2 separate regions of the Homo sapiens genome follow, and region 1 is linked to region 2. A link is an interaction called in ENCODE POLR2A ChIA-PET data of the cell type or tissue named here. Cell type or tissue: Panc1. All regions are shown on one strand. Each heading gives the region's core, and the rest is flanking DNA. Links, peaks and the distances in the headings are about the cores only. Region 1 overlaps BRAF (B-Raf proto-oncogene, serine/threonine kinase). Region 2 overlaps BRAF (B-Raf proto-oncogene, serine/threonine kinase).

What was found. Peaks named below come from ENCODE experiments on the same cell type or tissue, not always from the same donor. Only the 100,000 strongest peaks of a DNase experiment are listed, where the experiment ranks them.
Region 1: POLR2A ChIA-PET joins it to region 2 with 14 read pairs; 2 of 35 experiments call an interaction of 5 or more read pairs at or near these places.

What each region holds. Positions count from the first base shown.
Region 1 is chr7:140,732,268-140,747,408 of GRCh38, forward strand. It overlaps BRAF (B-Raf proto-oncogene, serine/threonine kinase), which reads right to left. Exons shown (of 18, transcript NM_004333.6): 17 at 7,545-7,679; 18 at 1-2,503. The coding sequence ends at 2,330. Among named protein-coding and RNA genes, the nearest start is that of NDUFB2-AS1, 43 kb to the left of the region's middle. RefSeq lists silencers at 2,898-3,098, 14,568-14,768. In Panc1, for the core only: CTCF peaks have their summits at 8,505 and 8,704; no DNase peak of the experiment used is centred there.
Region 2 is chr7:140,842,238-140,858,255 of GRCh38, forward strand. It overlaps BRAF (B-Raf proto-oncogene, serine/threonine kinase), which reads right to left. Exons shown (of 18, transcript NM_004333.6): 2 at 7,874-7,975. Among named protein-coding and RNA genes, the nearest start is that of BRAF, 75 kb to the right of the region's middle. In Panc1, for the core only: no CTCF peak of the experiment used is centred there; a DNase peak (open chromatin) is centred at 6,922.

The sequences.
Region 1 (15,141 bases), core at 3,284-11,283, 110 kb before region 2:
CAGTCACAAAAGAACAAATGTTCTTTTGTTTCAATTACTTAGTCAAAGAGATTAACTCTACATATGGTTAGAAAAAATAATGTTTTTATTTGGAGAATATATTTAAAACTCAGTATAAAACAAAACCCAAGAACAAATACAATTAAACCTGAAAGGGAAACATTTAATTCTACTGCTTCCTATTTCTCCAGATCCATGTTAGCTAAACATGTCACCTGTCACATTTTTAATGTCCTTTCACTAACATTTCCGGTGGACCTAATTTAAAAGAGAGAGTAGAATTACTCTGTGACACTTTGGAGGCATGTTTTACTGGCTACAGAATGGAACAATGAGTTTCTGAGTGGCTCTACAGAGCTTAGCCACACCCATCGCAAAGGAGACTAGTAAAGAAAGAAAGGAAAGGTGTCAGATGCAGATGATGGGAGCCTAGGCAGGATGGCATTGAGAAGAAAAAGAGAGTGAACAATGAAAGGAAGATAACTGTGAGGCAGGTATGCTGGGAAATTATAGAAGGAGCTCTATCAATAAAGAGACCCCTGACCTTGTGCCTCAAAATGGCCAAACATTTGGAGCATTCCACAAAGTCAATTTTGTAAAAACTTTGTTAGTTACATGCTTGCTAGTCTTCTATTTGTGAATGAATAAAACCCTATCTAACAATTACTAATAATCATATATTTAATGCCACTGGAGGATTTAAAAATCATATACTTAGATATTTTCCAATAGTTGTACTTCTTTATTCCTTAGTATCATTTTTAAAAATACGTGAAATGTTCCTTTTCATTTTCTTAACTAAAGTCATGAATCAATTCTGATTCATAATGGCATTACTTATCTTAAGCTACCCAAATGAGGGGTTAAAGATTTGCCGTAATTATTATTGAGTGATTTTCCTGGATGACATCTAAGTATTCAAATAAAGAAAATGTTTCAAAAATTTATTTGTGGGTACTTAAAAACTAAATTATCATTAATTTAAAGTCTTCTCAATTTCCTTCTTTATTGACTTCAAGGAGGCATTTATGCAGATATGTGTTTACTGGAAGAACCTTGATCTATTGGCTACATTTAAAAATCATGACAAAACCAAATTGAGTAAGTGAAGATATAGTTAAGAGGCTGACAGTGAAGCAGAGATGGCCAAATCTTTGATAGGACCACGTGCTGTTGCTTTCTACTTTTGATTCCCTCTGAATCACAGTAAGAATACACTGACCACCACATTACAGTCATTTTCTACACAACAAAGTGTAAGTACTAAAGAACCCTAACAAATACTTCATACCATTGAATGAAAAAAGGAGAAGAGCATTCATTCATCATAAGTAGAATCTTGCTGGGCAAAGAATATAAGGAGGACAGAACATGAGACACAATGATAAGGTGATTGCTAAAATATGCATCATGAGAGGTAAGAATAATCTAATAACAACTTTAAAAAATCTATTACCTGGTGTTTGGCAACCAGAGGTATCTCAAAGAAAAACACACCTAAAAGTTCTCACAGAATTCTGTGAAGATTTTTTGCAGGGGAGAGATTGGGTGTGAAGGGAGCAATGCGTTTGCAACAAAATTTGACTTCTACATGAGCGAGACATCCTTAATGTATTTTAAAAAAAGCTATTTAAAAGAAACTCCAATTTATAACATTTTCCCGCTAAAAATCCGAAGTTAAGACATTTTACTCATGTCAAACGTGCCACTCCTCAGCAATATTTTTGGTCACCTGCACTCAAAATTTATAAAAAGAAACTTAGTTTATTGCTTCAAGGAAATAAAAGACATCCACATTTTCCAAATTGTTATAAAAAGAAATAGTTATAGAAAAATTATTAAGAATAATAATAGAATTATTAAATTCTACTGACTTCCTAAATTAGATCTGTTCAGTTTGCCTTATCTAACCCAGGCTAACCGACTGCCAACTTCTCACCTGCAAACACAGGCATAGGTAGGGTCTTCTTCTGGAGTCCCTAGTGGACATGTGATAGCTGGCAACAAAAGTTGCATGAGAAACTGAAGTTTACTACTTAAAATAACCAAGTGAATGATACAAACCCGGAACAGAAAGTAAAGCCTCTAGAAGAGGCTCTGCCAATTTTTAGCAATGTCTATGTATTTTAACCCTTGGATGTTAAAAATCCAATGTTAAGTATAAATTTTAGTTTGGGGAAAAATTATATCTAGTCTTTAACCACACAAGTGTTCTTTGGTTCACCTTAAAAAAAAAGAGAGTATTTTATTCAATTTAACATATAAGCAAACATATGTTCATTTATTTTCCTTTTGTTGCTACTCTCCTGAACTCTCTCACTCATTTGTTTCAGTGGACAGGAAACGCACCATATCCCCCTGCCTGGATGGGTGTTTTTGGAGAAGCACAAGCATATAGACTAAAATCCTCTGTTTGGAAACCAGCCCGATTCAAGGAGGGTTCTGATGCACTGCGGTGAATTTTTGGCAATGAGCGGGCCAGCAGCTCAATAGAGGCGAGAATCTACAAAAAAAAAAAGAAAAAAAAAAGAAAAAAAAAGAAAAAAGAAAAAAAAAGAAAGAAAGAAAAAGAAAAAACAGAAAGAAGAATGAAAATCTGGGTGGTATAAATCTTTAAGAGTCCCATCACACTTTACAAGAAAGCACCTGAAATCTTACATTGTTTTCAGCATTGTCATAAATGCTTGGGAAAATATTTGTAAATAATTGGTATTTTTTCTTAAGAAGAAACTCTCTCTGTAAATTAAATGGGGAGAGTAATTCTTAGTCAGCTTTTATTTATATTTTAGATCATTTGTTAGTCTTGAAACAGTAAATAATAGAAATTTAAAACCAATTTTATACCTTTTTGTTATAGACCACAAGTCTCTTTTGGGAAGAAGATGGAGTATAAATAAGTAAAGCACTTTATGACTATCTCTAAACAGAATTATCACAGCTACTTGCCCTTTAAAGAAACCTAGCCATGGGAAATGTTTTACATACACCTAATTGAAAGCAGAACCTCACAGACCCAGAGTGCTAGTAGCACATGAGAAGTGACAGGGGACAACCCAAGAGCAAAGATAGGAGAACTCGACAAATAGACCCCAATATATAAAATGCAGAAATTCACAATTTTAAGGCACAAAGAAACAGGTTATAATCCTTGAAGGCATACAGCATGATAATGCATGTTCATAATCATGAAACATGTTTAAAGGGCTTGGCATAATGCCTGGCCTATAATAAGCACTCAATAAAACCTTAGCAGCTATTATTATTACTTTTGTTATTGTCCTGAGATACCAATTTTTTTTTTTTTTTGAAACGGAGTCTCGCTGTTGTCAACCAGGCTGGAGTGCAGTGGCACAATCTCAGCTCACTGCAACCTCCCCCTCCTGGGTTCAAGCGATTCTCCTGCCTCAGCCTCCTGAGTAGCTGGGATTACAGGAGCGCACCACCATGCCCAGCTAAATTTTTGTATTTTTAGCAGAGACAGGGTTTCACCACGTTGGCCAGGCTGGTCTCAAACTCCTGACCTCAGGTGATCTGCCTGCCTCGGCCTCCCAAAGGGCTGGGATTACAGACATGAGCCACCATGCCTGGCTGAAAATTGTTTTTAAAAGTTAAATTTTTTTTAAAAAGTAATCTTTATGATGATTAGTATAAGACAAAGAAGTAAGCAGTTGCAAAAAATTGTAAATTCCAAGTATAACATGCAAATAAAAATTAAAATACTATAGAAATGTATAAAGAGTATAAGGCTCTCAAATCCTGCTCTCCAGGGATAACCACTGTTAGAGTCTATACTTTCTTCTGTACCTTTTTTTTTTTTTTTTGAGATGGAGTCTCACTCTATTGTCCAGGCTGGAGTGCAGTGGCGCGATCTCAGCTCACTGCAACCTCCGCCTCCCAGGTTCAAGCGATTCTCCTGCCTCAGCCTCCCGAGTAGCTGGGATCACAGGCGTGTGCCACCACGCCCGGATAATTTTGTATTTTTAGTAGAGACGGGTATCACCATTTTGCCCAGGCTGGTCTCGAACTCCTAACCTCAACTGATCCACCCACCTTGGCCTCCCAAAGTGCTGGGATTACAGGTGTGAGTCACTGCGCCTGGCCTCTTCAGTACCTTTTTTTATGTATAAAAATACATACATGAAAACAAGGCCCACCTGAACACCACTTTTTTTTTTTGGAGATGGAATTTCACTCTTGTTGCCCAGGCTGGAGTGCAATGGTGCGATCTCGGCTCACCGCAACCTCCGCCTCCTGGGTTCAAATGATTTTCCTGCCTCAGCCTCCCGAGTAGCTGGGATTACAGGCATGTGCCACCACGCCTGGCTAATTTTGTATTCTTAGTAGAGTCAGAGTTTCTCCATGTTGGTCAGGCTGGTTTCGAACTCCCAACCTCAGGTGATCCGCCTGCCTCGGCCTCCCAAAGTGCTGGGATTACAGGCGTGAGCCACCGTGCCTGGCCTCTGTTTAACCTTTTAAAGTGGTTATCAGGCTGGGCACTGGGGCTCACGCCTGTAATCCCAGCACTTTGGGAGGCTGAGGCGAGAGGATCGCTTGAGGCCAGGAGTTCAAGACCAGCCAGGGCAACATAGTGAGAATCTATCTCTACAACCACCACCACCACCACCACAAGAAATTAGCTGGGTGTGGTGATAGGCACCTGCAATCCCAGCTACTTAGGAGGCTGAGGTGAGAGGATCGCTTGAGCCCAGGAGTTTGAGGCTGCAGTGGGCTATGATCATATTACTGCACTCCAGCCTGGGCAACAGAACAGGCCCAGCCTATAAAAAAAAAAAATGAGGTATCATACTACATTTTGTTTTCTGTCTTGTTTTCTTTTTCTCTCACCAATATCCATGTCATCAATACAAAACTAACTTAATCTTAATGTCTTTTTCTTATTATAGTAAACATTCTTATATATATCTGAATACTTATGAAATAGGTTACATAGCACAGATTTTTAGAAGTATTTTGAATTTATGGATTCTACCAAGGTCTTCCAAAATGCTGCCTTCCACCAAACCTTTAAAATTTTACATAGAATGCTCCTCCTCACTTCCCAACATTGTTCCCAGTGCTGGATATTACCAACCTGAGAGGCGAAATTAAAATATATTTCACTGTTGTGTCTTTGCATTTTACTGACTGCCATGGAAATATTTACACCTTTTCCTAAGTTCATTCACCATTTGTATTTATTATGTGAATCACCTGTTCATATTCCCTTTGCCCATTTTCTATTGTTTGTTACTTATTGATTTGGAGGAGTCCTTTGTATATTATAAACATTTACTTTTTGTTATATATGCTACAATTATTCTTTTTATCTTTCAATGTTATTTTTCTATATAGAAGTTTAAAAATTTTTAATGTACTCACATCTGCTAATTTTTTCCTTCTGAATTTTGTCTATTAAGAAAGCCTTTCCTACCTCAAAACTATAAAAATGATTTCATATTTTATAAAACATATAGATCTTCAGCCATCTAAAATTTATGTGGCATATAACAGTATGGTGTGAAAAGATATCCTGTAACAAAAATTTCAAAATAACACTTTAAAGGGATAGCCTCCAATAATCTGGAAAGTTCACATATGCACTTCAGTTTTTGAAACCATGTAATTAATGAAATGTTATATTTAGAAGTATGGAGCTAAGCATTTTGCCCCTTTTAATATCATTTAAAAAGTGGGCCTAAGGATGTACTTTGCATTATTAATGTCAATAAACATTCTAAGTAAGAACCCGAGCACCATGACGTGAAAAGAGAACATGGGACAGGGTCATGCTGAAGCTGCTCAGCAGCACTTGTCTCTCACCAGGACAGTCTCAACCCAGAGGTTTCCTGACTTAGAGAAACAAATAAAAAAATAAAAAGAAAAAATAAAAACTCTTCCTCAAAGGAACAGTAACTTTGAAACCTGATAAATGAAACTTATATCTACCCAGCCAACCACTTAGCTTTCCCTTTCTTTTCTTAGGCAACACCCTGACAGACTTGTTAAAACCATCAATTTTATCTTCTTTCATTCTTTAGAGAAGAATAACATTTTTTAGATTTAAAAATAAAGGATGAGTGAATCTAATTCCTGTAACATTGACTTCTGTCTGAGTTACTCAGCTAGGACTGGGCATTCAAAGGCCTAAGAGTTCATACATGAACACTCCAGTAATTATGGTAGCAGGGTTACTATGGGAAATAGCACTTCCCACTTGAAACTGTACTGATTCATCAAGGCATATTTATCCAGTGCTATCAGGAGCTCCCTAAGTATCAGAAAACATTGCATTTATATTATAATATCTACTACAGCTAAACTCTGTAAGCTAGTTGAGGTATTTAGATATTTTTGTTTTGTTTTGTTTTAAACAGAGTCTCATTCTGTTGCCCTGGCTGGAATGCAGTGGTGTCATCTCAGCTCATTACAATCTCCACCTCCTGGGTTCAAGCGATTCTCATGTCTCAGCCTCCTGAGTGGCTGGGATTACAGGCTCCTGCCACTATGCCCAGCTAATTTTTGTATTTTTAGTAGAGACGGTTTTCACCATGTTGGCCAGGCTGGTCTCGAACTCCTGACCTCAACTGATCTGCCTGCCTTGGCCTCCCAAAGTGTTGAGATTTGTAAGCCACGACACCTGGCCTTAGTTACAGTTCTTTTTGAAATTTGTTAACTTAAGGCTTTATCCTTCCAATATGGAAAAAAAAAAAAAAAAGCAGTGAGTTATCAAGAATTAGGTAAAGGCAGGCTGAGCTGACAAATGCCTTACTGCCTTTTCCTTTTTCTGCATCAGGCAGAAATGCCCCTCAAAAAGACCCAGTATTAAAGGAAAGCTTGAATCTGTTTACCACCAAGAAGAAATAAAGCAGTGGTTCACAAAATGTGGTCCGTGGACCACCAGGGGATCCACGAGGTCAAAACTATTTTTGTAATAACAATAAGATATCATTTGCCTTTTTTACTGTCATTATTTTACAAGCGTTAAGTAGAGTTTTTAGGGGTGACATGATGTGAGATATTGCAATGTGAGTGCAAAAGCGGAGAATCCAGCTGTCTTCTTTTTGCAAAGGGATTTGCAAAAAAAGTAAAACAATACAACTCCTCACTAATTTTTTTCTCTTAGATAATAGAACTGTTTTTTTCTAAATATTATTTAACATATTGGTTTACTATGTTTAATTCATTAATATTTTAAAAAATAGTTTTAATTTCTAATAAGGAATTAAAACTTATATAAACAAAAGCTCTTTGTGGGGGGGGGGGTCTTCGATAATTTTTAAATGTGTAAAAGAGTTCAAAGACTGAGAAGTCTGAGAACTGATGGACAAATGCAAAGTCTTTCTGAATATTTTGTATTAGGACCCAAAATTTCTAGGTGTGCCACTGCTCAACCCTCATGAAGCCATCTTAATGTGTTTTCTTGTCTGGAGTCTGCACATAGAATCCAAACTCATGAAATACACACTGTGTGCCCAAAAAAGTGCTCAGAAATCTGTCTATGAATGTTAGTCTGTTCTTTTGGATAGCATGAAGCTTTTACTTACTTGGGGAAAGAGTGGTCTCTCATCTCTTTTCTTTTTGAGGCACTCTGCCATTAATCTCTTCATGGCTTTTGGACAGTTACTCCGTACCTTACTGAGATCTGGAGACAGGTATCCTCGTCCCACCATAAAAATTATCTGGAGAGAGAAAAAAAAGGGAAATAATTCAACCTTGTAGATAAGTTGAAAAATATACTTCACACTCATTGAAAACACAATAAGCTGTACATTTACAGCTTACGATGTATGTATTACACCTCAATAAAAAGTTTTAAAAAACCAATGCCACATCATAGATGGTGGGAAACCCACAAAAGGAGTGCAAGCTCAAATCTTCATGATCCTTGGACTGTGGCAAAGGTTCTCTAATTGCTCCCCTGCTTTTGGTCTCTCTTTATCCAGTCCATTTTCCCACTCACAGGGTAACCATCTAAAACAGATCTGACAGTGCCTCTTCTTTACTTTAAAAAAAAAAAAAATTTATTCAGCACTTCTTGTTGTTGGACGTTGTGTTAAGTCCTCTATATATGTGTAGGGAAAACCAAAAAGGTTAACATTTTAGCAGTCGTTTTGGCATCTGCATCTTAAGCCCTTTTATTGTGGAAACGCTAATGGGCCACTTGGTTATACAAACCAGAGCCTCCGCCAGAGGAGAGAAGGGGAAGCCATTAGGAGCTAAAATCTGTTTAACGAAATAAAAAGGCTTGTCTTCCCTGGATTCAGAGATTTATAATTTTTTCTAATTTCTTAATTTCCTAATATTTTGCCTCTTTTGAGGGCAGGCAGGGATAGATGTTAGGAGTCTTGGGACTCAGGGAGGACAGCCTGAGAGAAGGGCTTTTGGTCTTAGAGGGAATAGGTGCAACAGGGGGAGAGTAGAGGCTAAAGTGGAGAAAGCCCATAAAAGATCCCTGCTACAGGGCAGAGCTGATGAATTTTAGAAACCGCCAAGCTTGATACATTGTGTTATTTCCTGTTTGGTGCTGTAATGACCCTTGTTTAACTGCCAGGCATTAGTAAAGCTTTGATTGCAATGTGGCCTCTATGTAGTAGAGGTTAAAGGATGAACCTTGGAAAGAGTTACTGAATTGAGGGGATTACAGTTTTCTTTCACAATGCCCCCTACTGAAGCTACACCATCATAACATCATCATTTTAATGGAAGACAGCAGTCTTAGAATTTTGGGAGCAACCTGGAATAATATGTTGGAGCAACAAGTGACAAGCAACAGCCAGGAGAATGTAAAGCACTTCAAACAGGGGTCTTCAAAGTTGAGAGAAAGGATCTGGAGTTCCTATAGTCATATATTATGGACAGCAATTCAGGTATTCTTACTTGGCTATCAGTGGAAAAGGTGGCCCTGAAAGGCCAAAAAACGTTGGGACACTTGGATTCTAGATATCATCTAATACTCAAAAAAGAATTCTACAAGGTTGGTGTTGACTCTGTTTTACAGATAAGGAATCCAATGCTCAAATAAATTAAGTAACTTGCCCGAGATAATACAGTTAAGTAAGTAACAGGATTTGTAGAGAAGACTATCCCAATACAAAGCTACTTTTAACTTTTTTATTGCCGCTGCTCCTACTCTGCTTATAATGCCCTCCCTCACCCTTCTCTAGCTACCTGAAACCCAGATGATCAGGCCTAACTGAAAGGTAACCATGCTTATCATACCTTTCTTTACACACCTAGAAGTAATAATGGTCCTTCTTCCCACCACTAGCTGTGATGATCATTTACTGCCTTGTATGGTTATTAATCTTTTTGTGATATGTATCTTATCTAAGTTCTCCAATGAGACTATGGGTGCTCAGGCAGAGAGATTGTGACTCATACATACATATTTTAAAAAAATTCTTAAAGAAGCCAGGCGTGGTGACTCACGCCTGTAATCCCAGCACTTTGGGAGGCTGAGGAGGGTGGATCATGAGGTCTAGGAGTTCAAGACCAGCCTGGCCAAGATGATGAAACCCCGTCTCTACTAAAAATATAAAAATTAGCTGGGTGTGGCGGTATGTGCCTGTAGTCCCAGCTACGTGGGAGGCTGAGGCAAGGAATTGATTGAACCCAGGAGGCAGAGGTTGCAGTGAGCCAAGATCATGCCACACTATACTCCAGACTGGCCAACAGAGCGAGACTGTCTCAAAAAAAAAAAAATTCTTAAAAAATATCTATAACACCACTACCTCCAGTATTTAACATAACCTTGTGGACACAAGAGGTTTTCAATGTTTAAGTTAACTGTTCATTAAGGTGAGTGATAACTTTTTGCTAGTTGATCAGCCATGTCATAGGTCTATAGTCTTTAAATTAGAGTCAAGTATCCCTGGGGTTACAGGAAGACTTTGCCAGAGGTGTATAGACATGGTGGGGTTTTTTTTGTTTTTGTTTTTTAATTTGAGACAGTCTTGCTCTGTTGCCCAGGCTAGAGTGTAGTGGTGTGATCTCGGCTCACTGCAACCTCCCCTTCCTGGGTTCAAGAGATTCTACTGCCTCAGCCTCCCAAGTAGCTGGGATTACAGGTGCACACCACCATGCCTGGCTAATGTTTCCATTTTTTTAGTAGAGATGGGGTTTCACCATGTTGGCCAGGCTGGTCTCGAACTCCAGACCTCAAGTGATCCACCCGCCTCAGCCTCCCAAAGTGCTGGGGTTACAGGTGTGAACCACCACGCCCAGCCAACATGGTGGTTTTAAGGGAATTAATTTCTACAACTATCAACTTACTGGTATCCCCTTTGAAAAAACTGATTTGCCAGAGAACCACTCAAGTGGAAGTGTAACACTTATCTTGCTTTCCCATTTTCCCTGTTATAACTGCCCTTCTACCACTTTACAAAAGGCACACCTTTAGGACTTCATGTCTAAAACACCAAAAGCAATGGCAACAAAAGCCAAAATTGACAAATGGGATCTAACTAAACTAAAGAGCTTCTGCATAGCAAAAGAAACTACCATCAGAGTGAACAGGCAACCTACAAAATGGGAGAAAATTTTTGCAACCTACTCATCTGACAAAGGGCTAATATCCAGAATCTACAATGAACTCAAACAAATTTACAAGAAAAAAACAAACAACCCCATCAAAAAGTGGGCAAAGGACATGAACAGACACTTCTCAAAAGAAGACATTTATGCAGCCAAAAAACACATGAAAAAATGCTCACCATCACTGGCCATCAGAGAAATGCAAATCAAAACCATAACGACATATCATCTCACACCAGTTAGAATCACAATCATTAAAAAGTCAGGAAACAACAGGTGCTGGAGAGGATGTGGAGAAATAGGAACACTTTTACACTGTTGGTGGGACTGTAAACTAGTTCAACCTTTGTGGAAGTCAGTGTGGCGATTCCTCAGGGATCTAGAACTAGAAATACCATTTGACCCAGCCATCCCATTACTGGGTATATACCCAAAGGACTATAAATCATGCTGCTATAAAGACACATGCACACGTATGTTTATAGCGGCACTATTCACAATAGCAAAGACTTGGAACCAACCCAAATGTCCATCAATGATAGACTGGATTAAGAAAATGTGGCACATATACACCATGGAATACTATGCAGCCATAAAAAATGATGAGTTCATGTCCTTTGTAGGGACATGGATGAAACTGGAAATCATCATTCTTGGTAAACTATCTCAAGAACAAAAAACCAAACACCGCATATTCTCACTCATAGGTGGGAATTGAACAATGAGAACACGTGGACACAGGAAGGGGAACATCACACTCTGGGGACTGTTGTGGGGTGGGTGGAGTGGGGAGGGATAGCATTAGGAGATATACCTAATGCTAAATGATGAGTTAATGGGTGCAGCACACCAGCATGGCACATGTATACATATGTAACTAACCTGCACATTGTGTACATGTACCCTAAAACTTTAATTAAAAAAAAAAAGGCACACCTTTTACCCATATGTAACCTAACTATAGTATACATTGTCCCAGGGTGTAAAAACCTCTGGGGCAACAAAGAGACATTTCTAAATACTGGTGTCAAACTGGGCTCCAACGAATGGGTAACGAGTCTGTTGGTTTCCAATTCTTTACTTTCAAAAATATTAATTGAAATGTCAGCTGAGCTTTTAAAACATTTTTAATGACAAGTTACTATGTAAATTTTGGTACATTATAGGAATGAGCTCAGATGATTGAGTGATATATAGTATGTGGTAAAGAATTAACCTTGCCCAAAGAGAGAGCTAGCCTTTGCTCTTGGCTCCTGGGAGGTAATCACTAAGTCCTTGAAATGTCCTGCCTGATCAGAGTGTCTGTTTATCTGGGGGCCATGGGCCATGCCAGACAGACTGTGCTAACAATGTGATTTATAGAGGGCTCTGGGTCATGTGGCATCAGCTTGACCTCTGCAGGAGCTGGAAACTAAGGTCAGCCCCGCAGGTGGTTAATCATATGACTGAACCCCAATAAAAACTCTAGACTCCAAGGCTCAGGTGAGCTTCCCTGGTTGGCAATAATCCATGTGTGTTGTCACACATTGCTACTGGAAGCTCTGTCCACAACTCCATTGGGAGAGGGTGACAGGAAGCTCCAACAAGAACGCTTCTGAATTCTGTCCTATGAGTCTCTTCCCTTGTTAATTTTGATCTGTATTCTTTCATTGTAATAAACTGTAACTGTGAATGTAACAGTTGTCAGTGAGTCTTGAGCAGCTTTCAGTGAGTTTTCAGCAAGTCCTTTTAACAAACCTGAAGCTGGTCTTGGGGACTACTAAACTCTGCATGTGATTATAACAAAACTCCTGCCTTTGTCATCTTCTTATAATTTAGATAAAATTTCTCAGTATTTACCTCTTTAAAAATGAAATATGGAAAGAATCAATACTAAGTCTTAGTATCTAGTGTCCTAACAAAAAAGTTGTATTTATCCACAGATACATACATTAATTGAAGGGAAAAGAAAAGCCCCATGTCATTCATTAAGATACATATTTCCAATATAATTTTACATTCTATGTTTCCATATATCAAAACTTATATGCTACTTTCATCAGTTATATATTACTTGCAACAAAAACATAATTCAGAATTAAAAAATTAATAATCAGAGCTTGAAGTCACAATTTTGTAAAATTCTAAATTTAAATTTATATACATACTTTTATTGCAGAGATGTAACTTAGGTAATCAATAAAAGGCTTTAAAACATACAAATATGTTACATTAGGATGAAGTTCTGTGACAGAAACAATACAAATAGTTTGAAGAGAAAAAAGGAACCATGTAAAACTTCCAGAAATTAATGAAGAGCTTCAGTATTTTTTAATAGGCATAAAATCGGTATGGTTTTTAGATTTTGATGTATATATTTCAAAAAGAGGGATATATATGTATCTAATATAGTAGTCTTATTTTAAAATGTTAATAGAATATACTGGAAATTACATTCTTTGCAATTATTTAAACTTAAGATAAAAACTTTTAGATGCCAACTTAAAAAATATACAAGGAGATACATAGTTTTTCAAGAGTCTTTCAGGAGGAATGTGAGAAAAAAAATCAAAGACAACTCTCATGTTTTTATACATCCCACAGAATTTAGTTAGTGCAGAGCAGAAAGCAGGAAACTTTCAGTATCTGCTGGGGTGGGGTGCAGAGGCTGACTGATGAAGAAACAGAAAGAAGAAAAAAGGGAAGTTTTTCCTGGATGTTATTCATGGACAGAAGATTCATGTGGCACATACACAACGAAACCAATACCCCAGCTTCAAATTCTGGGACTGATTTTTCATACTTTCAATACACACTCAGTACTCCTGGTGTCTCGACCCTGTCAATTCACTCCATGGTATTACTGGAGCTCATGTCTGCTCATTTTCAGTATCACCCCCAGCACGGCCTCAACAGAACTGCACATGCCATTGAGAGCAGAGCCTGGGTTTTGTTTTATTCATTTTGAATCCTTCTATATTCCATAGTGCTTTGCATATAGTTGGTATTGAAAACATTTTCTATTAAAATAATTTGCCTACTGATAAGAGACTAGTACTTACTTCCTGTTTCTTCAGATCTTGTGCTTAGAACCTAGCAACCACGCTGTGAGAAAGACCAATGAAGAGGTCCTTGAAGACCTGCGAAGAGGTCCACAAGGAAAAGCTCATGTGGAGAATAACTGAGCTTCTAGCTTCTAGCTAGCACCAACTTGCCAGGTACATGAATGAGCCACTTCTGAGTAGATCCTTTTAACACCCCGTAAATCTACTCTAGTCAATACGGTGTGAAACAGGTAAGAATCTTCCTCACAGAGAAAAGCCCAACCTACAGATTCATATTTTAAGCTACTACATTCTGGGTGGTTTGTTATGCAGCAATTATAACTGGAATAATACACTTGAAATAACAGATATATGCTATCTATTCTTCAAAGAAGACACGGCACTTCTACTCCAAGGAACGAAAGCCATAAAGGTATAGTCAATATACTTAAGTGAGCACATTATTAATCCCAATTTACAAGAGAAAATGCACTGAAGGAGGGAAGAACAGGGTGATTAGAGAGAAAAATGTTAGAATGATAAAGAGAGTGGGGGGATGACAAAGTGATTTCCCAGACTTTAGTGCTAGGGTGAATAAAGGTAAAAAGGCACACTACTTTGCAAAGAGCTAAGAGAACTATTTTAGAAAAGAATCTGATTTTTGAAGCTGGAAGAAATTCTTAGCCGAATTCCCTTATTTTGCAGGTAATTGAAAAAAGAAAAAAGGCCAGGTGCAGTGGTTCACGCCTGTAATCCCAGCACTTTGGCAGGCTGAGGCGGGCAGATCATCAGGTTAGGAGTTTGAGCCCAGCCTGACCAACATGGTGAAACCCCTGTCTCTACCAAAAATACAAAAAAATTAGCTGGGTGTAGTGCTGCGTGCCTGTAATCCCAGCTACTCGGGAGGCTGAGGCAGAAGAATCGCTAACATGGGAGGCAGAGGTTGCAGTGAGCTGAGATCAGGCCACTGCATTCCAGCCTGGGCGACACAGCAAGACTCCGTCTTGGAAAAAAAAAAAAAGAAAAAAGAAAAAAAAAAGATACCCAGAGAGGTAGGTAGACCTAGTCTACCTACCTGAGTCCAAGGCCTGCCATTACATCACACTGCTTTACCAGCTGTGCTCTGAATTTACAGGCAAAATCTGCCACCTCAGACTATGGGTATGAGAGTCTAGGGGAATGGTATTCACATTGCATAGTAAAGAATATTCCTGGATTCTTAAACAGAAGTCTAATCTGAGAGCTATGGAGATCCAAGTATTATAGATAGCAAAAGAAAAATCAAAGGATGAATGGAGCAATACCTGGGGCAGCTTCACTGAGGATGGCCAGAGTTAACCCTTCAAAATGTGGAGTTTCATAGAAAGTACTATTTGACGTAAGTAGACTAGGGGGTAATGAAGCAGAATGGGGGTAGTTGTAAGAGGACATCATTCTTTTACCTCCTTCTTCTCCATTAAATACTTAACTTGGTTTCAGACTAGCAAATTCCAGAAGGTTCTAACTATACTATTAGAAAGAATTAACTAGTAAAGGCCTTACCCTTCTGTTGGTCACACATTCCTCTCATGGAGAGTAAGCCCTT
Region 2 (16,018 bases), core at 3,308-11,307:
ACCAATTACAAGTTGTGTAACCTTGGCCATATTATTAAATCCCTCTGTGCCTGAATTGCTTCATTTATAAAATGAAAATGAGAATAGTTAAGTGTAACTCAAAGGGTAGGCTGAAGATTAAATGAACTAATATATGATTAGTACCTGATACATAGTAAATACTCAGTAAATGTCAGGAGCTGTTACTGTCTTCATCAGTCTACAGGGGACTGTAGGATTCAACCATAAATTCTGAAGTAGTTAGGACTCAGCTGTAGGGTGATTACAGAGACAGTATCCCTTCATCTCTGGGCTCCAATAAATCAAGTACAGAAAGAAGAATCTACTACTAGAAAAGCATCTAGCATTATATCTTACACATAGAAGGCATTCCAATAATTTGTTGGATAAATGAATATGGAAACACTGAGAGGAAATGAAGAAACTCTGGGGAACAACTTTTCAGAGTAAATTTATCTTTTCTTCCTTTGGATGATGGTAGAAAAAAGGGAACCAAAGATCAACTGAGAAGACAAATTTGAAATTCTTTAGAGTACTGTATCTCATATTTCACTGTAGTTATCATCAAGGGAATCAATAGAATGTTAACTGTTATCTGCCAGTAGGAGAACATCTAGAACTGAAAAGATGGCTTTTAAATAAATTAGTACGTGGGAAAAAGAAAATCAAGAGGATTTCTGATGGTGGTGTAACCAATTTCTCTGTTTTGCTACAATGAAGAGAAGAAGCAAGAATAAGTAGTTGAAGATTTATCTTCCTATAGAAACTTAAAAGGGGTTTCTGTTGAAATGTTATAGAATAAAATAATCATAGCACAACTTCTACTTGACAGCATACAAACTAATCTGAAGAAAAACTGAACACTGGAAATTTTTGACTTATTAGACTCTTACTTCAGGAAATGTAAGCATAGTCACTAGTATAGGGGTGATATGTGACCTCATTCTAGTCAATGAGATATAAAAGGAAGAGTTATAGAGGATTTTTGAGAAAGATTTTCTTCCTAGCAAGAGCTTAGTATACAAGAGAACTTCTCTGTTCTCTGCTTTCTGCTTTGAGGAGTTGTATGAGGGAAAGATCTTAAAAATCTGCTGTGGTCTTGACAGAAAAGCTAAAGGGACTATAGCGATTCAACCAAGTATCTGACAACTGACCTGTGTAGAACTAGTCTTACAATAATTTACCTCTACGCTTCTTGCTATGTGAAAGGAAATGAAAATCCCTATTTGTTCCAGAAACTTATTCTTGAAGGGTTCTGTTTCTTGCAGTTAAACGCATTTATAATTTTTATGGATTGGGATTTATTCCTTAATTTTTCTCATGTTTCCTCTAAAATTTCCCATCTCTCTGCTTTTACTCTGCTTTCTAGAACATTTATCTTCCAATATTTATTTTTCAACATTTATTTATATATATACAACACATACATATATACACATGTACATACCTATATGTCTGTATATACATATATTTTTAAAAATTTCTGGGCTGGGCACAGTGGCTCATGCCTATAATCCCAGCACTTTGGGAGGCTGAGGCGGGCGGATCACGAGGTCAGGAGATCGAGACCATCTTGGCTAACACGGTGAAACCCAGTCTCTACTAAAAATACAAAAACAAAATTAGATGGGCGTGGTGGCGGGCGCCTGTAGTCCCAGCTACTCGGGAGGCTGAGGCAGGAGAATGGCGTGAACCCGGGAGGTGGAGCTTGAAGTGAGCCGAGATCGCACCACTGCACTCCCGCCTGGGTGACAGAGCAAGACTCCATCTCAAAAAAAGAAAAATAATAATAAAAATTAAAAAATTCTAGTTATTAATCGGAATTAGTTTAGCCTGTGCAGTCTAACCCTAGCCAACAGGGGAATGACACAGCAGCAAGAGCCACATGCATATGGGATAAGAACCCCTTCCCCTCCCTTGTCCAAGTGTGCGCTCACCATTGCTCCATCTGTAAGGGCGCACCCTTCTATAGACGTAACTTGCCTTGCTGAGAATTAAAAAGAAAATTAAAAAAAAATAAAAATAAAAATAAATTTCTGGCTATTGTATTTTTAATTTCCAAGAGGTCTTTCTTGTTCTCTGTTACTTTTGCTTCTTTAGTATTGCTACAAAGCAAGACAGGACTAATAGATCTTATCTCTGATGCTAATTATAGTTATTTTTAAGTTTTATTCTGTTTTCTGCACTGTTTCTGAGTTTCTGTTGACCATTTCTGCTGCTGTCTTTCCTGTTGACAGCTTTCTTTAAATATCTGGTTATTCTTAACTGTCCACTCATATTTCAGAGTTAAGAATTCTTAAGATATCAGTATTAACCAAAGCAATCTACAGATTCAATCCAATCCCTATCAAAATCCTGATGACCTACTTGTAGAAAGAGAAACATCCTTTATAAAATTCACATGGAGGCTGAGCACAGTGGCTTGCACCTGTAATCCCACCACTTTGGGAAGCCAAGGCAGGTGGATCACTTGAGGTCAGGAGTTCGAGATTGGCCTGGTCAACATGGTGAAACTCCGTCTCCACTAAAAATACAAAAGGTAGGCATGGTGGCAGGTGCCTGTAATCCCAGCTACTCAGGAGGCTGAGGCACGAGAATCACTTGAACCTGGGAGGTGGGCTGCAGTGAGCCAAGATCACACCACTGCACTCCAGCCTGGGTGACAAAGTGAGACTCCATCTCAAAAAAAAAAAAGGAATCTCAAGGGATCCTGAATAGCCAAAACAATTTTGAAAAAGAACAAAGTTGGAGAACTCACATTTCCTGATTTCAAAACTTACTACACAAAGCTAGTGTAATCAAAACAGTATGATGACAGCATAAAGACAGACATATAGACCAATGGAATAGAAAGCCCAGAAATAAACTCTTGCATATATAGTCAAATGGTTTTCGACAAGGGTGCCAAGGCCATTCAGTCTTTTCCACAAATGATGCTGAGAAAACTGGGTATCCATATGCAAAAGAACGAAGTTGGACCCTTACCTTACATCATATAAAAATTAACTCAAAATGGATCAAAGACCCAAATGCAAGAGCATTTGGGAGAAGAATGTCATGGCATTGGATTTGGTGATGATTTCTTGGATATGATATCAAAGGCAAGAGCAACAAAAAGAAAAATAGATAATTTGGACTAAAAAACTATAAGCAGAGTAAAAAGGGAACCCACACAATGGGAAAAATATTTGCAAATTAAATATCCAATAAGAACTGATATCTAGACTATATAAAGAACTACGCTCAATAACAAGAACAAAACAAACAATCCAATTAAAAAATGGACCAAGAACTTAAATCAGACATTTCTCAAAAAAGATATACAAATGGCCAATAAGCACATAATAAAAGGCTCAACATTGTTAGTCATCAGGAAAATGCAAATCAGCACCATAATAAGGTATCACTTCACGCACATGAGGCTATGTTTTTTTTGTTTTGCCTTGTTTTGTTTTGTTTGAGACGGAGTCTTATTCTGTCCCCCAGGTTGGAGTGCAGTGGCATGATCTCGGCTCACTGCAACCTCTTCTCCTGGATTCAAGCGATTCTCCTGCCTCAGCCTCCTGAATTGCTGGGATTACAGGTGCGCACCACTACACACACCTGAAATTTTTGTATTTTTTAGTAGAGACAGGATTTCATCATGTTAGTCAGGCTGGTCTCAAACTCCTGACCTCGTGATCCGCCCACCTTAGCCTCCCAAAGTGCTGGCATTACAGGTGTGAGCCACCGCGCTCAGCCTAGGCTATGGTTTTTTTAATCAACCGAAAATAATAAGTGTTGGTAAGGATGTAAAAAATTAGAACCCCATGCGATGCCAGTAGGAATATAAAACAGGGCAGGTGCTACAGAAAAAGGTGTGGCAACTCCAGAAAAAATAATCATAAAATCACCATGTGATCCTGCAATTCTACTCCTGGTATATACCCCAAAGAAGTAAAAGGAACTCAGATACTCGTACACCCATGTTCACAGCATTATTGATAATAGCCAAAACGTAGAAGCAACCCAAGTGTCCACTGATGGATGAATGGATAATCAAAATATGGTAAATACATACAATGAATGGATTATTATTCAGCCTTAAAAAGGAAAAAAATTTTGATATATGCATTATCCTTGTTGCAACATGGATAAACCTCAAAGACATTAAGCTAAATGAAATAAGCCAGTCACAAAAGGACAAATATTATATGATTCCATTAACATGAAGTTCCTAGAGTAGTCCAATTCATAGATCATAGAGATAGAAAGTAGAATGGTGGTTGCTACGAACTAGAGAAAGAAGGAAATAGAGATTTAGTGTTTAAAGGCTAGAGAGTTTCAGTTTTGGATGATAAAATTTCTAGAAATGGATGGTGGTGAAGGATACACAAAAACATGAATGGACTTAATGCCACAGAACCATATACTTAAAAATGGTTAAAATGGTAAATTTTGTTAGGCATATTTTACCCCAATAAAAAAAAAAAGTGTAAAGGAATCTTAAATGGCAGATGAGAAACCTGCAGAACGGTGGGTCTCAGTGAGTAATCAGTAGATCTAGCTCTTCACTGATGGGCCTTTAAATATCAGTATGTACAGGTCTTTTCTCTTGGGCTGGTTAGAGTCCATTCATAGTATATAAAATGGTGATGGCCAGGCACGGTGGCTCACGCCTATAATCCTAGCACTTAGGGAGGCCGAGGCAGGTGGATGACTTCAGGTCAGGAGTTTGAGACAAGCCTGGCCAACATGGTGAAACCTGTCTCCACTAAAAATACAAAAATTAGTCGGGAGTCATAACGCACACCTGTAATCCCAGCTACTTGAGAGGCTGACGCAGGAGAATCACTTGAACCCAGGAGAGGAGGCTGCAGTGAGCTGAGATCGTGCTACTGCATGCCAGACTGGGCAACAGAGCGAGACTCCATCTCAACAAAAAATAAAAAAATAAAATGGTGATAAGTGCAATGTTCTAAAACTCATTTATATGTTCATTGTCTATATATCCATCCCCTCATTAAAATATAAGCTTAAAAAGGCGGAGATTGTTGGCCATTTTTTAAAAAATTGCTATTCCCGGCCAGGCACGGTGGCTCACGCCTGTAATCCCAGCACTGTGAGAGGCCAAGGGGGGCAGATCACCTGAGGTCAGGAGTTTGAGACCAGACTGGCCAACATGCTGAAACCCTGTCTCTACTAAAAACACAAAAATTAGCTGGGTATGGTGGTGCATGCCTGTAATCCCAGCTACTTGGGAGGCTGAGGTAGGAAAATTGCTTGAACCTGGGAGGTGGAGGTTGCAGTGAGCCAAGATCGTGCCACTGCACTCCAGCCCGGGAGACAGCAAGATTCCATCTCAGGAGGAAAAAAAAAAAGACAGACAATTGCTATTCCCCAAGGCCTAGAGCAGTACAAGATAAATCAACTATTTATAGAATTCTTAATATTTGAATCAGGAACTATGTTATTTCATAATTATAAACTCAATTAATCCTTAACTTACCCAAGATGTGATATTATTTCCACTTTACTAATGAGGTGGGGTATAAGAAGGCTGGATATCTTGAGTACAGAAACTAAGCCAGAGTTGGGATTCAAACATGGAGTCTGTATGACTCCATGGCTCATCGTAATTATTATATTATACTGCTGCCTTCAGTGTGTGTGTATGTACATGTGTATATGCATACCTTTGCATACTACATACACATAATACACACACATTGTATACCACAAGTCCCCAAGATAAGAATCTGTTTTACCACAAGCTAATAATATAACCTGTGAGTTATGGTCTGATGTATGCTGTCCTACTCAGATTTAATTTTAATAAGTAGTTCAATTTTGTGTGTCTAATTCTAAAAGAACCAACCAAAAAGACTGTATCTAATAAAAGGTCCATAAATTATGTTACTAAGAATGGCTGAAGGGAATAGAAATATTTAGCCCAAATAAGAAAAGCTGTCTGGGGGGTGAGGGTGGGGAAAGAGCGAGACAATGTCATGATAAAGGTAGAATAAGATAGAGATCAAGAACACAGATTTCTGACTTAGATATCTGCCTTCTTTCCTAACTAGCAGTGTCACCTTAGTTAAGTTACTTAACCTCTCTGTTTTTTCACTTGTAAAATGGGAATAACAAAAATATCCAGTACCTAGTATCTTGCTCAAAGTAACTATAAGAAATGAGTTAAGCAATAAAATACATTTAACACAGTACTGGGCACAGAATAAGAAGCTCTAAGGTTTGTTGTTAGTGATCAGTCTTCAAATAGTAAAAAGCCTGAAGAGTTATGTGAGGAGGGGGCAGTGAATCACTGCTATAGTGGGGACATAGCTATTGATGCAAATGAATTACATCTCAGCATGGGTTCAAAGTCTCCAAGACATAGAAATGGTTGGAAGAAAAACTGCTGGTTATATTGTCTAATTCTGATTAATAAAAAATTGCCATTCTCATTAGCAGTACTTGCTTCCTTATGACACCTTTGATCAGCCTCCTAATAATATATGTATAGAAGATAGCACAGGCTATTAGGAAGTACACTAACTAGTAATGAGAAATAAGAATTCTAGTCCTAGCTTTGATATTAACTAGGAGTGTGATCTGGGATGAGCCACATGAAGAAGAGGAGAAAGAAAACAGCATATTAGCTGTTATTTCCAAACTTCCAAGTTTACTTCAGAAATATAAACTTAACTTTCTCATAAAATCCTTAAGACTTAACTGGCCCTTCAAAAAGTAATTAAATTACTAAGTTACAAATTTAGTTCAGAAGTCTTTCAATCTGTGCTTAAAAATCTCTGGTATTTGGAGCCAAATGGCAACCTGATCATTTCTAATTTAGAGTTCTCCATCTCCTTGCCTCACTAGTGATGACAGCTGAGCCAGCTTTTATAAAGAAAGGGTGTGTAGGGTAGTAGTGAGCAGTGTGGGCTGTAGAGCCTTACCACCTAGATTCTGTAACACCTTGTTGGCTGTGGAGTCTGACTGACTACTTAAGAAAACTAATGCTAAGAAAGCTCATCTGTGATTATAACAGCACCTACTAACTCATAGGATTAATGAATATAAATTTACAATTATGCTCAAGGCTTGACACAAACCTCAAGGCATTATTAAACAGTAAAGCTAAACAATGTTGAGCTATTTAAAAATTACAAATTTTACCTATAAGGAAGCAGAAACCAATTTTGGGGAAACTCATTCTGGAAAAAATATTTTAAAAAATTACCCCATTTTCCAATATGGTAACTGGTTTGCTGAGCTCCAAAACTGTGTGCTTTCTCTTTAAAAAAAAAAAAAAAAAATTGGCTAGGCACAGTGGCTCACACCTGTAATCCTAGCACTTTGGGAGGCCAAGTGGGTGGATCACAAAGTCAGTTCGAGACCAGCCTGGCCAATATGGTGAAACCCCATCTCTACTAAAAATAGAAAAAATTAGGTGGACGTGGTAATGTGCGCCTGTAGTCCCAGCTGCTCAGGAGGCTGAGGCAGGACAATCGTCTGAAGCTGGGAGGCGGAGGTTGTAGTGAGCTGAGATTGTGTCACTGCACTCCAGCCTGGGCGACAGAGCGAGACTCCGTCTCAAAAAAAAATAAATAAATAAAATAAAAATAAAAATAAAAATTTAATTCAGAGTAATACCTTGAAATTTATATCACTTCCCCCTTAGTTCTGATGTTTTCTAAATTATAAAATACATGTTTATTTTAACAAGTGACACAAAACAAGATTAAGAAGTATAATACAGGCAAAGCTAATTCTCTCTTCCCAAATCTATTCCTAATCCCACCTCCTAAAATAATCAAGATTATCAGTACAAATGTTTTTATAAGTTCATTTTTTTTCTTTTCAAAATTACTAGATATGATACTCAAAAGCTTACCTCCAGATATATTGATGGTGGATTATGCTCCCCACCAAATTTGTCCAATAGGGCCTCTATATGTTCCTGTGTCAACTTAATCATTTGTTTGATATTCCACACCTAAAAAATATTTCAAAAGAATTTAAATAAAAATCACTTAGTATATGAATTAGAAATATTTTAACATAGACAACTACATCACAGTAACTGCCAGTGTTCCTCAAATTTTGAGCTTAGAGATCATTTAGTACAGTGGTTTTTCTCTTTTATTATGAAACATCTTTAAATTTTTTTCTACACTAGTAATACAACGTATTCTCAACTATAAAAGATTCAAAGAATACATGAATATTCAGAATAAACCATGAAATCTCTCTTCATCTTCCTCACATTCCCAGGCCCCCTTTCAAAAAGGTTAAGTTCTGTTTATGGTTTGGTGAGCAGCCTTCCATGTCTCCCTTTTACTCATGGAAAAAACATTAAGACATACATATATGAAATGTACACATATAATTAAATACTATATATAAAATACTTTTAACACTTGCTTTTTTCATGGAGTAATGTCTCAGAAGTCTCTCCACGTCAATATGCATATATTTTACTCCCTAATGGTTATATAGCATTCATTTCATAGCATTGCACTGCTTATTTCAACAGTCTCTAAACTTCAGTGGTATCCAGGGGTTAGGTGGGCATAGACAATTTTAAGAGAATTTCCAGATCCTCAAGTTTTATCTGTATGCTCCCTGATTGATCTGCTTAAGAACTGGTTCTCCTTGTCTACTTCCTCTTTTAAAATAATTATTTTCCACTTTATAAAAGAAAGGCAAAGTTCTTTTCCACCTCAAATACTACTAAGATGCACCATTCTGAGACGTATAAATTCCAAAGTACCTAACAAATAGACAATTAAATAGGGAAATTCCTTGAGAGAAAAGGGGGAAAAATTAAGAGCAGGACCATATTTTATCAATGAAACAAATTTGTGGCAAGGCTCCAAGCCTTACCCATCACCAGCCAGCCAGACTAGAATCCAGAAGTTTAGTGGTTATTAAAAGGCATATATTAGTATATCTGTTTTAAGATAAATAAGTAATCAGGTTTTTTTTCTTAATAAAAAAGAAAAACAGTCCAATTTGTCTGGTTTGATAGTGAGAACTGGCTATTAGGTTATACGGAAGATTCTGTTTCTAAGTTGAATGATCTAAATCTGCAGCTTTAAGGCTTGTCCAAAAAATGTATTTAACATAAATATAACACACAGTAGAAATTATGGCCTTTTAAACTATTCAAAGTTATAATGAAAAAATGTCAGATATCAATTTTTAAATGTACTGGGAAATAAATGAAAAAAAAGAGTTCCAAATCTCTTGATTTAATAATTTCCTTACTAAAGGACATTTAGATTATTCCATTTCCTCAACATCAAACAATACTCCAACAAATAGTTCTGAACTGCTTTTCAGAGTAAAAGTGCAAGTTTTATTTTTTGGTATCTAGGTATAGGATTCCAGGATTGAAGGATATACCTATTTTAAAATTTAATAAATATGCCAAATGGTCTTCCAAAAGAAGAAATGTATCAAGTCAAGTCCCTATCTGCAGGGTATAAGTCCACTCTTCCCCACAATCTCACCAACACCCAGCACAATCACACTTCTAAACTTTTGCCAGTCTGAAAGGGAAAAGGCAATCATGTTTTAATTTGTATTTCTTACAAAGTTGAGCACTTTTTATGCTTACTGGCCATTTGAGATTTTGGAAAATTCCCTATACTGCACTCCCTTTTATTCTATTGAGTTGTTTGTTTTTTCCATATTCATTTATAGATAGTCTTTATTCTGGATATTAATCTTTATTCTTCTACAAATGTTAAGGTCTTTCAATTGTTTTTCATGACTCTTGTCATATAAAGTCTTGCTACTCAAAGTGTGGGTCCACAGACCAGAAGCAGCAGCATCTTCTGAAAGACTGTGAGAACAGCAGAAGCTGGCCTAGCATAGTGGCTCACATCTGTAATCCCAACACTCTGGGAGGCCGAGGCAGGTGGATTGCTTGAGCCCAGGAGTTCACAACCAGCCTGGGCAACATAGCAAAACCCCATCTCCATAAAAAATACAAAAATTAGCCGGGCATGGTGGTGCATGCCTGTAGTCCCAGGTACTCAGAAGGCTGATGTGGGAGGATTACCTGAGCCCAGGAGGTTGAGGCTGCGGTGAGCCATGAGTGCACCACTACACTCCGGCCTGGGCAACATAGTGAGACTCAGTTTCTACCGCCACCCCACAACCTGCCAAAAAAAAAAAAAAACCAAAAACCAAACAAACAAACAAAACACACAGCAGAAGCTCAAGCTCCATCTCAGATCTACTGAACTTTAACAAAATGATTCATATGCATATTAAAGTCTGAGAAGCAGTGATAGAGGTTCCAAATTGTTTTTCCAGTCAGGTATTTCAATGTTTTCTTTCATGATGCCTTTGCTAATTTTTCATATCTCCAAAAAGTGTCAGATGGCTTCTTTTGTCAAGCTACACTTACTCCCTAGGTGATCTCATCCAATCTTGTATCTTTATATGCCAACTATGAACTGATGAAGCCCAAAATTTAAAATCCAACTCTACCTTTTCCTCTCAACACCAGATTCCTAACTGCCTGCTGAATATGTCTACTAGTATACCTAATAGGCATTTCAAACTTAACATGTTCAAAGACTAACTTCTGATCTCCCCCATCACCCCCACAAAACTTGTTTTTCCTAGTCTCTTTACCTCAGGAAATAAGCTCCCTTCTTTGAGTAAACCAAAAACTTCAGCATCATCCTTGACTCTTTTCTCACATCTGACAATCCATTTCAATCCATCTCCAAATCAAAATATATGTAGATATTAGTCACCTTCTCTAACTTTACCACCCTGGTCTAAGCCACCTTCATTTCTCTGTTAGTTTATTAACAAGAGTTTCTGAAATGGCCTCTCCTATTTCATGCCTAGAATGGCACAGTAGCTATTCTTCAAAAACTGTAACTGCAGGCCATGCATGGTGGCTCACGCCTGTAATCTCAGCACTTTGGGAGGCTGAGACGGGAGGATCGCAACATAGTAGGACCCTGTATCTACAAAAAAAAAAGAAAAAAAAAAAATAGCCAGACGTGGTGGTGTGTGCCTGTGGTCCCAGAGGCTGAGGTGGGAGGATTGCTTGAGCCTGGGAAGTTGAGGCTGCAATGAGCTGTGATCGCGCCACCCCAACCTAGGCAACAGAGTGAACCCCATCTCAAAAACAAAACTATAACTGCAGATCACATGTCATTCTCTTGCTCAAAACCCTCCACTGGCTTCCCCACTAAAAATCACCAAAGCCATGACCTGGCCCTCTGCTATTTGTCTAGCTTCATTTCTTATTGTTCTCCCGTCACTCATCCCATTCCAATCACATTTGGCCTAACTGAACGTGCCAAGTATACTCCCAGTGCAGGACTTGTGAATTTACTATTCCTTCTGCCTGGAATGCTCTTCCCCTAAGATTTCTATAAAGTTTGCTGTCTTACCAAGTTCATTCATCTCTTTATCCCAATGTCACCTTATCAATGAAGCATTCTCTTACCTTCTCATTTAGAAAGGCTCTATCCCTCCCATTCCTTAAAGGCACAGAATCAGCTTCTATGCCCTTTGTTAATTTTATTTGTTCCGTAGCATATGTGACCACCTTACTATATATATTTTACGTGTTCATTTTGTTATTGGTGTGTGTCTTCCCACTCCCCAACAGAATGAAGTCCAGGAGGGCATAGGTTTTTGTCTTATTTTTTCTGATTTATCCCCAGAGCCTAGAACAGTGCCTAGCATACAATAAGCAAACATATATTTGTTTAAAAAAAAATGAATACTTTATTTATTTTTAAAACAGGGTCTCCGTCTCCCAGGCTGGAGTGCAGTGGCACAATCTTGGTTTACTGCAGCTTCAGCCTCCCTGGCATCAATCCTCCCACCCCAGACTCCCAAGTAGTTGGGACTACAGGCACGCAGCAGCACACCTGGCTAATTTTTGTATTTTTAGTAGAGATGGGGTTTTGCCACATTGTCCAGGATGGATCTTTCCTTAGAGCATCCCTCTATGATGTGTTCACTGATCAACTCGGCAAAACTGTTTTCTAAGTCATAATTTGATAACATAAAGTTGATTATGTTTTCCATGTCTATTAGCTACTTTAAGATCAGAAACATTTTCTTTTTTTGTCCCCTCATGATTTATTTTGGTGTCTTAGTCATAATAGGTATGCAATTAAAGCTGAAGATTTAAGCTGGTTTCAGAATAGGGTAGGAAAGAAAACAGGTCATCCTAGTTCAGTGATTCTTTCTTAGGTCCAGTAAATTCAGGACAATATTACCCACACTCCCTTTTTTTTTTCAATGTTCCATAAAAACTCATATGCAGTTAGCATAAAGAACTATTTCTCTCAAAGGATGGGAGAGAGAAAGTGGGGGAAAATAATCAGAGATGAGAAATGAAGAGAATGAGCTGATTAGAATAAAATTTTCTTGCTGGGGTATAAAAAACGGTTAAGATTGGGCTGGGAGTGGTGGCTCACACCTGTAATCCCAGCACTTTGGGAGGATGAGGCGGGTGGATCACTTGAGGTCAGGAGTTCGAGACCAGCTGGCCAACACGGTGAAACCCCGTCTCTACTAAAAATACAAAAATTAGCCGGGCGTGGTGGCGTGTGCCTGTAATCCCAGCTACCCAGGAGGCTGAGGCAGGAGAATCACTGGAACCCAGGAGGCGGAGGTTGCAGTGAGCCGAGACTGCGCCACTGCACTCCAGCCTGGGTGACAAGAGCAAGACTTCGTCTCAAAAAAAAAGTAAAAGAAAATGATAATATTGGCTAGGTATAGTGGGGCCAGACCATAAGTGTCTGGAAGTCAGGTTTTTTATCTCCCCAAAGAAGAGTAATTTTATATCCGAAGAATAAAAAAAAGTCACAATGACCCTTGTTGGAATTTTAAAGAATGTGTTTGGGAGAGAAAGTCTTTCAGAATCTCCAGAAGAGTCAGAGAAAGAACTTTGATGACTCTTATAAAATAGAGATATATTAAAAAGTAGAATAAGATACTGAAAAGCTAACGGTAGGTACATAGTTAAAACATCTTCTTGGAAAAAAAAGAAAAACCTGTTACCACAATCCTAAAAGGGAGATGAAAAAATTAAAAACAAAACTAAAAACTTCAAGAAAGTTACTAAAAGATCTCCTCTCCTGTTTTAATCTCTTCAGTAGACCACAGCTATTACAGCCAAGCAAGCTTAGTAAATAACTGATCATTTTTAGTGACTTTACAAATGGCAAAACTCCTTCTCCAAAAAAAAGACTGAGAATTTTTTTTAAAAAATCCTAGAAGATGCCCATGTTAAAATATAAATGCAGACAAACTGCTATGGAAGGACATGAAGGGGAGCTATGGCACAAAAAAAAAACTACAGCCATTGGCTCCCCTCATCCCTTAAAGAAAATGTAATTAAAATATCAATTAGTAACAGGTGATTTTATATATATATTCATATATATACTTATATATCTTCTAAATTACTTTAAGAAGCTAGCAAAACCTAGATGTCAAAACTCAACAAAGATAACATAAAAAAAAATAGGCCACGTACAATGGCTCATTCCTGTAATCCCAGCACTTTGGGAGGCTGAGGCAGGTGGATAACCTGAGGCCAGGAGTTTGAGACCAGCCTGGCCAACAAGGCAAAACCCTTTCTCTACTAAAAGTACAAAAATTAGCTAGGTGTGGGTGCGTGCCTGTAGTCCCAGCTACTTGGGAGGCTGAGGCAGGAGAATCTCTTGAACTTGGGAGATGGAGGGTGCAGTGAGCTGAGATCACGCCACTATACTCCAGCTTGGGCAACAGAGCAAGACTATCTCTAAACAAACAAACAAACAAAACATAAAATAATCCAAACTGTGAAGAAAGGCATCAAACTCTTAAATTAATATATATGATATATAAACATATATAATAGTATATATAAATATATATATTAAAAGCAAGAATAATCATTAATTAGGAATCCAGTAACATAATACTTAATAGGTCAAAGGGGAAAACTACAGGACTAGCCTAAGAGATTCCAAGAAACAAATAATTGTTACGAAAGGTGGGGTTGGGGGAGGAACAGAGGGAGGGAAGGGAGAGACAGAAGTGGTCTTAAAATTTCAAGAAAATGGTTGAAAGAATCACAGTACTGAAAGCAAGGAGGCCAGGACCATCAACCACTTAGTTGGAAAAATTCAGAACATTCCTGAAAAACAGAAAACGAATATAATCAGTTTGACAAAGAAATCAAAGCTAATAAATTGCAGACCAAAACACAAAAGTAAATTTCTACTGAGATAACTCTGGAAGAACAGCAAGCCTAAAGACAACACATATAAAGAAGAAGCATGAGGAAACTATAAAGACATGAGTTTTGAATCATACAGTCATCAAATTAAAACCTCAGGTAACGTAAAACAGATTACTGCTGAAGAGAGAATTAAAGGACTAGAAGGTGATTCTGAGAAAATTAGCCAAAAGGCAGAGATAAATGAATGGAAAATATGAAAGACACGAAGCACAAAATGAGTTAATCTGGGAGGTAAACAGGGAATGGGGAGATATTTGAACAGAAGCTGGCCATAAATTTTCCAAAACAGGTGAAAATAAAAAAGTTCAGTTCTTAAAGTCAACCAGAAAGTAAAGACAAGTCAGACTGATGGCATACTTCTCAACATCAGTAAAAGAAGCAAGAAGATAATGAACTGACGTTAAGGTGCAAGAAGAAAATAACTGACAACCTAGAAAAAGGAAACTGAATCAAGAAGTAATATCAAAGAAAGAGTGGCATGAGAGGGCTGAATAGTGGCCCCCCACCAAGATAACTAAACATATACCAAGACCCAGAAGAACCTGTAAATGTTATCCTATGTGGCAAAAGGAACTTTGCAGATGTGATTAAGTATTGTGAAACAGGGAGATTATTCTGGATATCTGGGTAAGCCCTAAATGTAATCGACAAGCATACTTATAAGAGGGAAATAAAAGGGAATTTTACTATAGATGATTAGGTGATATAAAAACTCAGCAGAGAAAGATCTGAAGATGCTACACTGCTGACCTTGAAGATGGAGGAGGTGGCCATGAGCCAAGAAATACAAGCAGTGCAGCTCTAGGAGCTGGAAAAGGCAAGAAATCAGATTTTTCCTTATTGTCTCTAGAGAGAGCAAAGTCTTGCTGATACCTTGATTTTTGCCCAGTAAAACAAACTCATTCTGGATTTCCGACCTCCAGAAATGTAAGAGAGTACACCACATTTGTGGTGTTGTAAGTGACCAAGTTTGTTGTTATTTATTATTGCAGCCATAGAAAATGAACACAGATGGAGAATCTAGAGACTAATATACATGAAAGTAAACCTAAATAAGCATTTAGGTTTTACTAATGAGTTTATTAATAAGCATATTAGGTCTTAACAAAATAAGCATTATTAGATTACACAAAGTAACAACAACACAATGACTACATTAATGGGGGAAAGGGCCAGCATTACAGCATTTCAAACCTATCTATTATTATTCAAGAAGAGAGATCTAGGAACATCTTGTGCCAGATATCAGAACAACATCAGAGGCCAGCTTGAAGGGACTCCTACTGACCAAATTTGGAGATTTTCAGCAAAAAGAATAAGTACTGTAATTGACTATAACAGATGGTATGCAAAAACAAACAAATAAACAAAAAACCTTCAAAATTCCATAAAAATTAAAAGGGTGGGAGAGCAGTTGCTCACACTGTAGGGGATTATTACACCCTTAGAAAACTGAACTTTAAATGAAAAAAATTATGCATGTATCCCGCCTTTTTAGGAAAAATTAGTTATTCCCACTTGATATGGGGAAATGCTTCTTTACAAAAGAATGCCAGCTAATATAAAATAATTGGTTCAGGAAAGGATCAAATGATGCTAAAAATCATTAGGAGAAAAGCTGATGGAGAACAGGATACTTACATAGTGCCAAAGTATTTCGCCACAGATTAAAGATGAAGGGGAAAACATACCTTCAAGTGGCTTAGAATCATTAATAGTGGAACAACCCAACATATGCCTCTTGATGTGATACAACAT